Regions from separate parts of the Homo sapiens genome. Here region 1 is linked to region 2. Evidence: chromatin contacts called from ENCODE Hi-C or POLR2A ChIA-PET data. All regions are on one chromosome and are shown on one strand. Each heading gives the region's core, a stretch centred on a gene start or an enhancer-like site at or near the end of the contact. The rest is flanking DNA. Distances are from core to core; before and after follow the strand shown. Region 1 overlaps PRDM2 (PR/SET domain 2). Region 2 has its middle 57 kb from the start of PRDM2.

What was found. Hi-C counts contacts between places; a loop is a spot of excess contacts on that map. ChIA-PET counts read pairs that join two places held with the same protein, here RNA polymerase II (POLR2A). Pooled maps may share reads with other maps.
Region 1: a pooled map shows a loop between it and region 2 (2.5-fold over the local background). The contact joins two enhancer-like sites. A Hi-C loop is called at or near these places in 1 of 168 maps with a recorded cell type or tissue (B cell) and 2 of 50 pooled maps. POLR2A ChIA-PET finds 5 or more read pairs at or near these places in 4 of 52 experiments (GM12878, OCI-LY7, activated B cell and 1 more).

What each region holds. Positions count from the first base shown.
Region 1 is chr1:13,724,308-13,728,594 of GRCh38, forward strand. The region is part of intron 2 of PRDM2 (PR/SET domain 2); the gene reads left to right. Among named protein-coding and RNA genes, the nearest start is that of PRDM2, 26 kb to the left of the region's middle. Within about 2 kb of position 2,227, at least 3 of the 41 ENCODE cell types and tissues checked have a DNase peak (open chromatin) inside an H3K27ac peak, as active enhancers do; they include B cell, where a contact is called at or near this core.
Region 2 is chr1:13,641,041-13,645,528 of GRCh38, forward strand. No RefSeq gene overlaps it. Among named protein-coding and RNA genes, the nearest start is that of PRDM2, 57 kb to the right of the region's middle. Within about 2 kb of position 1,756, at least 4 of the 41 ENCODE cell types and tissues checked have a DNase peak (open chromatin) inside an H3K27ac peak, as active enhancers do; they include B cell, where a contact is called at or near this core.

The DNA of each region.
Region 1 (4,287 bases), core at 977-3,476, 84 kb after region 2:
TGGTATATTTTGCTTTTTCTCCTTTAGAGATTAGCAGTGAAACCCTTCAAATGATAAAGACTCTTGTGCCTGTTTGGGGAAAGCAAATGTCACAGCCATGTTTTGTCCCTAACTTTGCATACTTGACACTGCTCACACTCTTTTCACATGTACATTGATGTAGAAAGTTATAGAAATTCCTTTTCATGGCTTTTTTTTTTTTTTTTTTGAGACAGGCTCACTCTGTCCCCAGGCTGGAGTGCAGTGGCACGATCTCGGCTCACTGCAACCTCCGCCTCTCAGGTTCAAGCGATTCTCCTGCCTCAGCCTCCCGAGTAGCTGAGACTACAGGCAGGCACCACCATACTCAGCTAATTTTTGTATTTTTAGTAGAGACGGGGTTTCACCATGTTGGCCAGGATGGTCTCGATCTCCTGACCTCGTGATCCACCCATCTCAACCTCCCAAAGTTCATGGCTTATTTTTAAGGGAAAATGTATAAAACAAAGTATGGAAGAAAAAGATATTGCAGGGCATAAAGGGAGAAAAAGGAAGGAGGAGGAAGAGGGGAGAAAGCTTATAGTTGTAACGCTTGTAGTTTTTAATGTTAACAGTTGTACTCAGGAAGTGGGGGAGGTGCCCAGGAAGGGGAGAACGTAGGACATGAATGTTTGGATTAAGCCCCCCTGCCTCCCTCCACTCTTGTAGGTTTGGTCTCTAGGAGTCGGTCCTGTCTTCTTAGCCCTGAGAGGGGAGGTACGATGGAAGACTGGAGGCGGTCTTAGTGCAGTAGCAGCTTGAGCTTTTTGATGATGTTTGTTGTATCTATGGATGTTTACCATATTGGAAATTATAACAAAGTATTTTGAAATAGTTATAGATCCACATGAAGTTATAAGAATAGTGTAGAGAGTCCTATGTACTCTATTTATTTTTGAGAAGGAGTCTTGCTCTATCCCCCGGGCTGGAGTGCAGTGGCATAACCTCGGCTCACTGCAACTTCCGCCTCCCGGGTTCAAGTGATTCACCTGCCTTAGCCTCCTGAGTAGCTGGGATTACAGGTGTGCGCCACCACGCCCAGCTAGTTTTTGTTTTTTTAGTAGAGATAGGTTTTTACCATGTTGGCCAGGTTGGTCTTGAACTCCTGACCTCAAGTGATCTGCCTGCCTCGGCCTCCCAAAGTGCTGGGATTACAGGCATGAGCCACTGCGCCCGGCCCAAGTCCTGTGTACTCTTTACCCAGCCTTTTCTAGCAGTAACATCTTACAAAGCTTTAGTACAATATGAAAGCTAGGAAATTGATTTGGTATAATAATGCTAGTTAGACTACAGGCCTTATTCATAAATCAGAAAAATTTAAAACATAAGATTAAACAATCACACATTTCATAAGCCACCAGAATGATGACATTTTCACACATGATAGCCTCCAGAAAACTCCACTCTACACATCTGAGAGTGAAAAAGGCAGACAACATCTTAGTGTTGTTATAGCAATAGCTCTGACCTTGTGGGCCCCAGAAAGGGAATTCTCAGGTGTCCACGGACTGTGAGGTATGAGACCCCACTGGGTTGGTGGTTAGAATGTAGACTCTGGAATCTGTCTGGATTTTATCTTGGCTCCACTACTTCAAAACTATGTAGCTTGGGAAAGTTACTCAGCAGGGCTGCTCTGTGGCATAGTATTTGAGAATCCAGACCCTGAAGCGAGATTGTCTGGATTGAAATTACCTAGCTCTGCCACCTGCTGGCTGGGACTATGGGCAAAGTTTAGTTTCATCTGTAACGTGGAGATCATAGAAGTGCCTATAGCAATTGGTAGTGTGCAGATTAAATGAGGTGATAAGTGCTCACAGTTGTATCTGACACATCTTGAACGCTCCATCTGTGTTAGTTGTGATTGTTACTGTTGTGATGATTAAATGAGGTAATGCATGTAAAGTGCTTAGCACAGATCTTGGCTCAGAGGATGGAATAAATGTTATATTCCCTAAGCTCCTCACCCCGTCCAGCATGGAAAGGTCATCCTGGGTCAGAGAAAATGTATCAGGAAAGCAGTAGAAGGGCCCTTCAGAGGCTCCCCAGCAAGGTCAAAACTCGTGAATCAAAATCTGTCCAAGGTTTCTTGTCTCAGGGAGCAGGAACAGAGAAGTTCTTCCTCTAGCCAGTGGGCTTCATGAGGAGGGGGTCCTAGCATGGTGCTAGCTCTGAGCAGACACTCAGGGAGTATGTGTTAATGACTGACGGATGGGCTGAATGAAGGAGAGACGCTTTGGCGATTAATTGGGGGAAGAGAAGCGGGTAGTGACTTTCTTTGAGTTTGAGGTAGGAAGTTGGAAACATCGAATTAATGAGATCAATTAATAGTTAATAACTAAATGACATTAAATTGACTTAAATTTAACATGTTAAATTTAATACATACTGTTCCAGATCTGTTCATTGATACATGTTTAAAGACTGTACTTCATTAAGCAGTCAAATAATGAGTCCTCATTGAGGTCAGCTAATAGGGAAGCAGAGAAGTTCTTTAGCTTCTTTCATATCACAGTGATCAGTGTTAAAAACCCATGAGACAGGAACATACTTCTATTCAGGGGCAGCAAGGACAGGGCGTACTGGGAGACGCCAGCAGCTGGGGTGCCTTGCGGAGCTTGCGATCTGCTCTCTGCTCTCTGCTTGATGACTTCTATTCTGCTTATTCTGGGTAGACAAGCGAATGGCGATGAGTGTTTCTCAGAGACCTTACCCCTGCCTGCCCCTCCTGCCTCAGTTCTAGCTGCTTCTCCTACCTTCTCTGCTCTGGACACATGGGTCTTTTTGCCTGGATACTGCGTTTCCTCTTAATTTGAGATTTGGTCCTGGCTGTTTTCTTTTCCTGACATGTTTCCCCAATATTGTCACAGATTCCCTTTCTACTTCTAGAGAGGCCTCAGCATTCTGTCTGAACAGGCATCTCCATCCCTACTCCATGACTGTGTTCCTTTTTTTTTTGAGACGGTCTGTCAGCCAGGCTGGAGTGCAGTGGCACGATCTCGGCTCATTGCAACCTCCACCTTCCGGGCTCAAGCAATTCTCTTGCTTCAGCCTCCTGAGTAGCTGGGATTACAGGCATGAGCCACCACGCCCAGCTAATTTTTGTATTTTAAGTAGAGACGGGGTTTCACCATCTTGGCCAGGCTGGTCTCGAACTCCTGACCTCAGGTAATCTGCCCGCCTTGACCTTCCAAAGTGCTGGGATTACAGGCGTGAGCCACCACGCCTCGCGTTCCCCTCTTTTTTTTCATTCGCCACTGATCGGAAGGCATGTGTCCCCTTTTTTGTGCTTGAGTTTTCTACAGGGCATCAGCCATTGTATGTATGTGTTTAATTTTGTCTCTATTTCTTACCAGAGTGATGCCGTGTTGAGGCAAGCGTGCTGCCTAGAACATTGCCTGGCCTGTAGCAGGGATTTGGAAATATAGAAATAAATAAATAGAGTAGATGGTGCAACTTATTTTAGACAAGATCAATCTGGGAAATAGTGCCAGGATCAAATTGTGATTCTTTAGTATAAGAATCAAGATGAACCTGTTTAGATATGATATTACATCTTATCCTGTCAGGATATGTACCAAGAAGAGATCCCAGTTTATGAGTATGTGGGGGAGAGAATTTTTTGAAAACATTCCTTTGTTCCTAAGGTTCACTTGTACATTGGTTGCTTGGAATTAATGGCATACCACATTTTCTAAAAAAGGATTCTTATATTGATCCAGAAGAATACCTACCTCAATTTCAAGAAATTCAGGCACATGTGGAGGAGATACTTCCTGATAGATGACCCAGCTCTTTCATTTATTTCTATCCCTCCTTTTTAAAAAAAGCTTTAAGTTAGCTTACAAAGAGCCATGTACTCATTCAAGTATTTAAGTGACAACAAACATTTGAAATCTACTGCTAAGCTGGGGGAACACAACACTGAATAAGATAGACACCATCTGTCTTCACTGCAGTCTCACAGAGGAGGCACACAGTAAACACACAGCTATACAAATAAGCATTTAAAATTGTGGTAAGAGCTGTGAAGGAGAACCAAGGAAGAAAAGAGGGTGGTTCTATTTCAGAAGTCCAGCCCATGAATCTACCTTCTACTTCTCAAATCATTGATTTTCTAGAAATGTTCTAGGCAGTTTGCAGCCATAGCCACGGCCATGGAGAGTCCAGCGGGGCTGTGGGGAAGAAGGGAGGGAGGGCCCTGGGGCTGCCCAGCGTCTGGGTTGTGCTGCTGTGAACTGAGGTGCTCTGTTGTAGTTTGGTCTTTTTGTA
Region 2 (4,488 bases), core at 506-3,005:
GGACAGATGGAGGAGCATTCTCAGCAGAGGAAATAGTATGTGACCAGGCTCTCAGGCAGGAAGGAGCATTCTCAGCAGAGGAAATAGCATGTGGCCAGGATCTCAGGCAGGAAGGAGCCAAGGAAGGCCAACGTGGCTGTAGTGCAGAGACCTAGGGGAGCAGCAGGAGAGGAGGCTGGGCCAGTGAGTGGAGTCAGGTCATGCCCAGCCTCACAGGCATGTGAAGGATTTGGGTCTTGATCTTAGTGTCAATGGGAAGCCTGATGATCCCGATTCTGCCATTGGGCCTCTGTAATATCAATTTAAACTCCTTCTTATTGACTCTCCAATTTGTTTTTGTGTGTTTTCCTAACAAGGTAACACATCCACACAGACCTTTGGCCAAGTCCTAAAAATGAGAAGAGTGTTGGTTGATGATGGTAGCAGCTGGTGCCCAAAGGACGCCCATTTGCCTTCAGTTATAGATCAGTGCATGCTCTGAGTTATCCACACCACAGCTGCCCCAGAAATAACACTGCAAAGAGTCAATTTGTGGTCTGGCAGCATTGCTCCAGCTTGAGCTTTGGATGAAATTCAGTCCATTTATCCATATTTTAAAGAGGCTCCTTTAGAATAAAGGCTAAGCGTCTCCAGCCTTGCATTCAGCCCTGAAAACACAAACAAATATTTGCATGTACTGACCTTCCTAAATTTGTCAGATGACTTTTCGCATAACCTATGATTACTGCTAATTTTTCTTCAAAGCACACACAGTTTTCTTACCTCTGAACATGCATTCAGGAAATGAAAATATGACCATTTCTTCAACTGAACTGTTGCTCTGGAAAATTACATTTTGTGCTGTTGTGAGGACAGTCAACAGCTATAGATTAGGAGGCCAGGGCAACACCATTAATACATCTATCAGAGTTGTATTAAAAGGACTTTGATATGTCCAGCAGTCATTAAGGTACCAAGCCTGGCTGTCAAAGGAAGAAGAGGGACATTGAGCCTGCTCTGTAGGGCCCTGAGGCTGCCGTACCTGTGCCCAGCTCACCTGGTGATAGTCTCCAACCACTGAGAGCTGAAATCATGGAATGAATTTTGCTATTCAGTGAGAATGGTCTAATCCACAGTGAGATGCTGCACCTGTCTCTGGCCACTATTGCTGTACAGACTTGTCATTCATGAAGAGAGGTGACAATCTGTCGTCAACTCTCCAACATCCATTATTCCCAAGCAGTCAATCTAATTCAATCTGGATCTCATTTCCCTTGCCAGTGATTGATTTAGAAGAGGCATGGGGACTAATCCTGACCATGGAGAAGAGAAGAGAATTCTGTTGTGGGTGGGAGCCTCTGGGAAAGGTTTTCTTATTCCTAAAAAGAGGCCCAAGAAAAAGATGGCTTTTTTCATTTTAGAAGTGGTTATTTCTGAGTGTGCTGCCTGGAACTACTGCTCCCATCTGGCATCCACCCATGGGACTGAGGCTCAGCCAAGAACAGAAGAGATGAGAGAGACAGAGAAACAAGGCCAGAGCCACAACAGACTAAGCCTGCAGCCTGCCTTACCTGTGGACTTATTGCTATGTATGAGAATTCATTCCCTTATGTTTGTCTTAGTCCATTTGTGTTGCTATAAAGGAATACCTGAGGCTGGGTAATTTATAAAGAAAAAAGGTTTATTTGGCTCATGGTTCTGCTGGCTGGAGGACTGGGCATCTGGTGAAAGCCTCAGGCTGTTTTCGTTCACAGCAGAGGGCAAAGAAGCAGGGCAGGCATGTGCAGAGATCACATGGCAAGAGAGGAAGTGAGAGAGAAAGGAGGTGCCAGGCTCTTTTTATAGGTTGGTGCAAACGTAATTGCGGTTTCAAACCATGAATTTTAAATCATTATAACTAGGCTCAAATACATCTTTATTAATCAAAATAGAAACCATTACAATCAACACATTTTTGCCAATGAGAAATAAGTTTGTACATTCCTGTAGCATAAAAATTCATGCATCAGGATTCAACAAACTCTTGGAAAGTGTTTTCTGCATCCTGCCGGTTGTGGAAGCATTTTCCCTGCAAAACGTTGTCGAGATGTTTGAAGAAGTGGTAGTTGGTTGGCAAGAGGTCACGTGAATATGGAAGATGAGGTAAAACTTTGTAGCCCAATTCATTCAACTGTTGAAGCATTGATTGTGCAACGTGCAGTCAGGCATTGTCGTGGAGAAGAGTTGGGCCCTTTCTGTTGACCAATGCTAGCTGCAGGCATTGCAGTTTTTGGTGCATCTCACCGATTTGCTAAGCATACTTCTCAAGTGTAATAGTTTCACTGGGATTCAGAAAGCTGTAGTGGATCAAACTGGCAGCAGAGACCACCACACAGTGACTACCACACAGTGACCACGACCATTTTTGGTGCAAGTTTGGCTTTGGGAAGTGCTTTGGAGCTTCTTCTCGGTCCAACCACTGAGCTGGTCATCACTGGTTGTCGTATAAAATCCACTTTTCTTTTCTTTTCTTTTTTTTTGAGACGGAGTCTCGCTCTGTCACCCAGGCTGGAGTGCAGTGGCGTGACCTCGGCTTACTGCAACCTCCGCCTCCCGGGTTCACGCCATTCTCCTGCCTCAGCCTCCTGAGTAGCTGGGACCACCACACCCGGCTAATTTTTTTTTTTTTTTTTGTATTTTTAGTAGAGATGGGGTTTCACCGTGTTAGCCAGGATGGTCTCGATCTCCTGATCTCGTGATCTGCCCACCTCAGCCTCCCAAAATGCTGAGATTACAGGCATGAGCCACCGCGCCCGGCCTTAAAATCCACTTTTCATTGCACATAACAATCCAGTTGAGAAATGGTTCGCTGTTGTTGTGTAGAATAAGAGAAGATGACACTTCAAAACGATGATTTTCTTGATTTTTTGTCAGCTCATGAGGCACCCATTTATCAAGCTTTTTCACTTTTCCAATTTGCCTCAAATGCCGAACAATCATAGAATGGTTGATGTTGAGTTCTCTGGCAACTTCTCGTATAGTTGTAAGAAGATCGGCTTCCACGATGGCTCTCAACTGGTCATTGTCAACTTTCTATGGCCAGCCACTATGCTTCTCATCTTCAAGGCCCTCGTCTCCTTTGCAAATCTTGAACCACCACTGCACTGTACATTCGTTAGCAGTTCCTGGGCCAAATGCGTTGTTGATGTTGTGAGTTGTCGCTGCTGCTTTACGGCCCATTTTGAACTCGAATAAGAAAACTGCTCAAATTTGCTTTTTGTCTAATATTTCCACAGTCTAAAATAAACATAAAATAAACAGCAAGCAATAAGTCATTAGCAAAAAAATATATATATATAAAGTGAGAAATGCCCATTAAAATGATGCATAACATAACCACATTTATTTAAGAACGTATTCCAATATCTAATGGCAAATTCCAACAATGCGAAAACTTCAATTGCTTTTGCACTCACCTAATAGCAACCAGGTCTCTCAGGAACAAATAGAGTGAGATCTCACTCTCACCCCCACCCCTGAAGGGTGGGCATTAACCTGTTCATGAGAGATCAACCCCTGTGATCCAAACTCCTGCCATGAGGCCCCACCTCCAACACTGGGAATCAAATTTCAACACGAGATTTGGGGGCAAATATCTAAACTGTAGCACCGCTGGTCCTTGCAACTGAAGACATGGTAACTGATACATCATGCAAATTTCTTACTGCTTTAGCAAACAACTGAAATGATGGGGAATCCGTTGAATCAACTTGGTATGTGGAGAACAAGCAAGGATTTCAGTTCTGATCACAGGTTAAGTTTGGTTGGGTTTCAGCCAGGGTTCTTTAGTGTGTTTTAATGTAATCGGATCGAGTCACTAGTCAAAAACACATCCTTGGGAAGAAGAGCTTTGGCCACTTTGGTGGCAAGCATTGCCTGGTGGTTAATAGGTGAGGCCATGCAATCAGGCTGGTCTGGATTGAACTCTGGTTCTGCCACTTACTCTTTGTGTGTCCCTGAAAATGGAGCTTTATTTCTCTGAGAGTCCATTTCTTCATCTGCATCTTCCCTAAAGAGCTGTTGTGAAGATTAAGTGTCATGCCTACGAAGATGTTTTGCTTGACATGACCTCAGGACTTTTTTTTTTTTTTTGAGACGGAGTCTCCCTCTGTCACCCAGGATGGAGTGCAGTGGCGTGATCTCGGCTCACTGCAACCTCCGCCTCCAGGGTTCATGCCATTCTCCTGCCTCAGCCTCCCAAGTGGCTGGGACTACAGGCACATGCCACCACGCCTGGCTAATTTTTTGTGTGTTTAGTAGAGACGGGATTTCACCTCGTTAGCCAGGATGGTCTCAATCTCCTGACCTCGTGATCCACCCACCTCGGCCTCCCAAAGTGCTGGGATTACAGGCGTGAGCCACCACGCCCGGCCTGGACCTCTTTATACACAAATATTATTAAGGCCCACAGAGAGAGCTTTTGTTTATGTGGCATATTTGCCAATCGTTAACATACTAGAAGTTAAAACT